Linked DNA regions of Homo sapiens: region 1 is linked to region 2. Evidence: chromatin loops called from intact Hi-C (ENCODE). Cell type or tissue: OCI-LY7. All regions are shown on one strand. Links, peaks and the distances in the headings refer to the core of each region. The heading gives the core; the rest is flanking DNA. Region 1 has its middle 72 kb from the start of CHMP4B. Region 2 overlaps RALY (RALY heterogeneous nuclear ribonucleoprotein).

Region 1 (2,911 bases), core at 188-2,687, 140 kb after region 2:
CACTGGCTGGACCTGAGGTTGGGGGTGATGGCAGGCAGGGACGGGGTCAGCAGGGCTTTGTAGGCCACGGGAAGGAGTTTGGATTTTATACAATCCTTCTCCTGCTTCACTAGAGGCCATGGGATGTGGTAAGAGGTGCTGGGACATAGTGATGAATCTGACTCATCTTCCCCATTGCCCCCCCACAGCTCTGACCCCTGCCCAGGTGCTCCCAGCCAGGCAGGCAGATAAGGAGAGGATTTAATCCACTGTGATCATTCCTGAGGCAGAGGAGGTAAGGGAGACCCTGAGGCCCAAAGTGCTAGCCCTGCCTGAACTAGTTAGGTTAGTGTCTCTGGCGGGGCTGCCAGACTCTTGATTTGAGATGAAGAAGCAGAAGCATATCCCAGGCAGAGAGACCTGTGTGGGCTAAAGCCTGGAGAAATGAAAGGGCTGCTGGTGAGCTCTGGTAGGTGGGAGATATGGGACAGGGCAGCAGCAGCACCTGCCACACAAACATCCACTACCTGGGAGCTGGCTAAGGAAATGATGGTCAAGCTGTACCAGAGAATGAAGCAGCCTTCTCTCTGCAGATACAAAAAGATCTCCAAGATGTATTAAGTGCAAAAATGAAAGTATAGAACCACGTTCCTGATAAGCTACCATTTGTATATAAAGCATGTGTGGGGGTGGTAAATATGACGACATATTTGTCCTATTTACATTTGCATAAAGAAACTGGAAGGATACACAAGGAACTAAGGCATGTGGCAGGTGATGGGGACTAGGCAGGTGAGGACGATGCAGGAGTTAGCCTTGTTTTACTGTGTGCCTTTTGAATTGTTTTTGTTTTTGTTTTTGTTTTGAGATGGAGTCTCACTCTGTCACCCAGGCTGGAGTGCAGTGGCATGTTGTCGGCTCACTTCAACCTCCACCTCCCAGATTCAAGTGATCCTGCTGCCTCAGCCTCCTGAGTAGCTGGAATTACAGGTGTGCACCATCACGCCCTGCTAAGTTTTATTTTTTTTAGTAGAGACAGGGTTTCACCATGTTGACCAGACTGGTCTCCTAACCTCAAGTGATCCACCCACCTTGGCGTCCCAAAGTGCTGGGATTATAGGCATGAGCCACCACACGCAGTCCTGAATGTAATTTTTGAAACCCATAATCATGAAACTCATTCTTAAAAATTGAAGAGCAAGAGTACAGAGGATGCGGCGCGGGAGCTGAGGTCACCAGGGCTGAGGTTGCTGTCATAGTATAAAAAGAGACATACTGCAACTGTGAGATTAACAAGAGCCATAGGACCCACTTAAGCATCTCACAGGCCGGACACCAGGTGTCACTTAGCAGTTGATACAGCCTGGCCCCAGGATTTCCAACCCTGGCCAGGGGATTTCCAGAAAACAAGACCACCTCAGCACAGATGCAACTTTCATAAACCTTGAAACAAAGCTTCCCCTTACAAGAATAGCTTAAACTTCTTTTTTGAAAGAAACACCTGGCGACTAACCTAGACTGAACCCAGGTCTAGGGAAGGGAGAAGGATCCCCCAAACTCTGAGGATGGTCTCTACACAGAGACCCTCCTGGTCAGCTGGTCCTCTGACCTCCTAAGTGTATCTGGCCCGTGTCATTGATGTCTGTCTCGTAACAGCACAGCCAAAATAAATCACTTGAGGCCGGGCACCATGGTTCATGCTTGTAACTCAGAACTTTGGGAGGCCAAGGGAGGAAGATGGGTTAAGGCCAGGAGTTCAAGACCAGCCTGGGCAACACAGCAAGATCCCATCTTTTTTTTTTTTAAGAAAAGGATAAACCGTTTGAGCATCAGGCAGTGTCTAAGACTCATCTTTGACACGAATCAAACCAAAGGAGAGAAATCGCTCGTGGGGAAGCTGGTCACCTAGGACCACCCGAACACAACAGCTGCTTATGATTTGGGCAGTAGGGAGCCATGGAAGGATTTAAAGGTAGGGAGGAGGTGTGTGACGTGATCAGACTTGTGAGCAGCCAGTGCGGAGAGTGGTTCACAGGGGGCAGCATGGAGGAGGCAGGTGTGACCATCCAGCTAGTGCCTGGCCTCTGATCTAGGGCAGAGACAAGGAGGTGGGGTGGGGAGCAGAGCGTTGGAGGGGGAAGGGACAGTAGAAGGCAGAGCTAACGAGGCTCCACTGCCAGGCAGGGATGCTAACCAGCTCCTTCCCCTCGGAAAAGAGGTGGATGTCAAATCTTGAGCCCCGCCCAGCCACACTGGCCCCTGATAAATCCCCTCTGGCCAGTCATTACTCTTCTCACGTGCAGCCCCCTAATTGCCCAGAGATGAAGTGTCTGAGGCTGCCCTCTTGCCATGGCAGACAAATGCCTGTTTGAGCAGAAGCCGGAGGGAACAGGACAGATGGGGTCCTGTTCAGCTTCCCTGCTCCCAGATCCCGGGCCTCGCTGCTCCTGTGGGCTTTGGGAAACCAACAAGGGTTTGTGTTTAATGAGGCTGCCTGCTCATCCATCACGCAAGGCCAGTGCCTTGACGACAGCAACCACCAAAGATGAGGGCCAGGCCAGGGTCCCTGAATCAGAGCAGGGTGAGGGTGGGGCAGGCTCAGTGCAATCGAATCCAGGCTGTGTAAATCACCACACCTCTCCAGGCTGTGATTTCCTCACCAAAATGGGGATCATGTTTTATGTGGCAGACATTGCATGTTAACAACTCTACACCCACTTGCTCTACTTCTTTAGGAGGAGAATCACATTTGTTTTCAGGATGGGGAGGAAAGGTACCACTGAAAAAACTCACTCTTCCCGCTTCCCTTGGAGCAGAGGCCACTATGTGGCAAGAGATAACACATAAGGCCGGGCGCGTTGGCTTGTGGCTGTAGTTTCAACACTTTTGTAGGCAGACGCAGGAGGATCGCTTGAGCTCAGGAGTTTGAGAC
Region 2 (2,911 bases), core at 289-2,788:
GGGGAATCTGTCCAAAGTCACAGAGGGAAGTCAGTGGCAGGGCCAGAACCAGTCTCCTTATTCCCAATCAGGCCACCTCTCACCTCACTCAGACCATGTTGGCCAGGCTGGTCTCGAACTCCTGATAATCTCAGGTGATCCGCCCGCCTTGGACTCCCAAAGTGCTGGGATTACAGGCGTGAGCCACCACACCCAGCCTGTCATTGGTTTTTGAATACCTATTCAAAAACTGATATGTAAGCTTGAAATTTGCAGTTCCAGCCTCCACACTGAGGTCCCCTCCAAAGTTATTCTATACTGTATTAAGTCTGAGTGAGGTGAGAGGTGGCCTGATTGGGAATAAGGAGACTGGTTCTGGCCCTATTATACCATAGACTGACTGTGGGGCTCTTGTGATACTCCAGCATATGATCAGTGCTGACCATAAGGCTTCACTTTCTAGAGTGCACAAAATTAGGTGCTTTATTCTATAAATGGGGTTAGCTCCACATGAGAGCCCCTGCCTTAGTCACCCGCTTAAGACTTCAGACCCCCACCCCCTCGAACTAAAGCCCAACTCAAAATCCAAGGACAGGCCTCCCCACCAATGGCCATTGTCCAGAGACTGCTTGCCAGCCTGGATGTCCACTTGGGTTTGCTGCTCTCTCCACCCCTCTGTAAGGAAGGCAGCATATAGTAGAAACAATTAGCAGATAGACCTAGGTTTAAGCCATGGCTCTCCCACCAAAACTGGGTATCCTTGGTGCTTTGACCACCGTTCACTTGCCTGTCTCTTCTACCACTCTTCCCTACTTGGGAGCAAGAAATATTCAGTTGTTTTCCTGTATCCACAATGAGTCAGTCACTGTCTACCAAATGATACTCTCTAAAACTTAAGTCCTCACATTTGTAAAATGGTGATTAAATCACCTACCTCAGAATAGTGAAGATAAATGAGGGGAAAAAATTACGTAAACTGCCTAGACTAGTGCCTGGCCCTTCTTCCTCTACTGTATCTTGGATTCCCAGGGCCAAAAGTTTGTCTGTACTGAACTACACAGCCCATCCTGGAGACATCATGCCTTGCTGACGGGGTCTGTTCCACTCTAGCAGTCAGACTGACTGCCAGTTCCTGGAACTCTACCAATAAAAACAGATACGACTACTCTCCTCACAGGTGAAGGTAGTGAATTTCAAGCAAATGATCTTTGAGCATATACTAATATTCTAGATTGAAAAGAGAGGGGAACTTTGGGGGAAAAAATGCTATGCTATGAAGCTGGAGGCTTAGAGAAGAAATCCCAAGTCCCAAAAAGTGGCTGAAGATAATCTGCACTGGAGCCTACAGAAGGGCCAGAGACATGAAATGAATTGCCTTTGGTCACATAGGAAGCTGAAGGCAGAAATGAGCTTAAAACTCACCACTGTGGTCTCCCTAGATGGTACTTTTTCCGTCCTTCAGGGCAGATGCACAGTGCTGAAGGAAAAAGGAAGTGAGGCATAGGAGGCTCAGTAGAGTGGCAGGGAGAGGCACATAGGGACATCAAGTGGCACTTACAAAGTTTCTGTTTGGTAAAGGTGACTGAGGGATAAAGCCAGCCTTTAGTTTCGTAGGGGCCTTATGTGCTCTGGCAGTTGAGGGGCAGAAACAAGTTCAAACTGGCCAGAACAAGTGTCAACAGTTATGGAGGGGAAAGGTATAGGGTGTCTCAAAGTATCATAAGCCCCTCCACCCACAACATCAGCTGCTTTGAGTGATCAAAACCTTCTGCCTACCCATCCCCAACTTCTCAACTCATACTATGATCCAGATTTTCTACGGTATCTGTCTTTTCCACTAGAGGGCCCTCAAACTTAAAAACTAGGGGTGAGGTATAAGGTATAGAGAAGAGAATAAGAGCTTTGTCCAGGCTGTGCATGGTGGCTCCCATCTATAAACCCAGCAGTTTGGCAGGCCGAGACAGGAGACCACCTGAGCCCAGGAGTTCGAGACCAGCATGGGCAGCCAAGTGAGACATTGTCTTTATTAAAAAAAAAAAAAAAGAAAGAAAGAAAGAAAGAAAAAAGGAAAGAAAGAGAAGGCTGAGTGTGGTGGCTCATGCCTGTAATCCCAGCACTTTGGGAGGCCAAGGTGGAAGGATCACTTTGGGAGGCCAGGAGTTGAGGACCAGCCTGGGCAACAGAGCAAGACCCGTCTCTATTTAAAAAAAAATTTTTTTTTAATAATAAAAAAACTTAAAAGAACAAATTAAAAAAAATTTTTTTAATAATAAAAAAATTTAAAAGAACAAATTTTTTAAAAAGAGTTCCGTCTCCTGAGGAAGATCTGACTGATGAGTCTTTTCTTTATTCTACTCACCATATTCTACTTATTATATTCACCCGAACTTCTGAGTTAAGTGACTGGCCCAAGGTCACGCAGCTAATAAAGGCAAATCAGGACTTGCCTGTGTATCAAGTATCCTTTTATGGCCATGACTGCTATGGTTTGAATGTGTCTCCTAAAGCTCATGTGTTGGAAACTTAATCCCCAAAGCAACAATGTTGAGACAGGGGACTCTGAGAGGCAACATTAGTGCATGAGGGCTCTGCCTTCATGAATGGATTAATGTCATTACTGCAGGAAAGTGTCTGCTATCTTGAGAGTGGGTTTATTATAAAAGTGAGTTCAGCCCTCCCACTCTCTCTCACCATGTGATGCCTTCTGCCAGGTTTTTATGCAGCAACGTGGCCCTCACCAGATGCGGGCGGCCCCTTGATCTTGGACTTCCCAGCCTCCAGAAGCATGAGCCAAACAAACTTCTATTGTTTGTAAATGACTCAGTCTATGGTATTCTGTTACAGCAGCACAAAATGGACTAAGACGGTGACTTTCAGCCTGGCACAGTGGCTCATGCCTGTAAATCCCAGCACTTTGGGAGGTCCAGGCAGG

Evidence for each region. Peaks named below come from ENCODE experiments on the same cell type or tissue, not always from the same donor. Only the 100,000 strongest peaks of a DNase experiment are listed, where the experiment ranks them.
Region 1: it touches region 2 in a loop (2.3-fold over the local background); 1 of 110 quality-filtered maps calls a loop at or near these places.

The regions. Positions count from the first base shown.
Region 1 is chr20:33,881,764-33,884,674 of GRCh38, reverse strand. No RefSeq gene overlaps it. Among named protein-coding and RNA genes, the nearest start is that of CHMP4B, 72 kb to the right of the region's middle. RefSeq lists enhancers at 913-1,172, 1,353-1,472. In OCI-LY7, for the core only: a CTCF peak has its summit at 1,323 (motif pointing right); DNase peaks (open chromatin) are centred at 358, 674 and 1,344; H3K4me3 peaks cover 2,110 bases; H3K27ac peaks cover 2,500 bases.
Region 2 is chr20:34,021,206-34,024,116 of GRCh38, reverse strand. All of the region lies in intron 1 of RALY (RALY heterogeneous nuclear ribonucleoprotein), which reads right to left. Among named protein-coding and RNA genes, the nearest start is that of MIR4755, 26 kb to the left of the region's middle. In OCI-LY7, for the core only: CTCF peaks have their summits at 1,603 and 1,804 (motif pointing right); DNase peaks (open chromatin) are centred at 1,456 and 1,826; H3K27ac peaks cover 998 bases.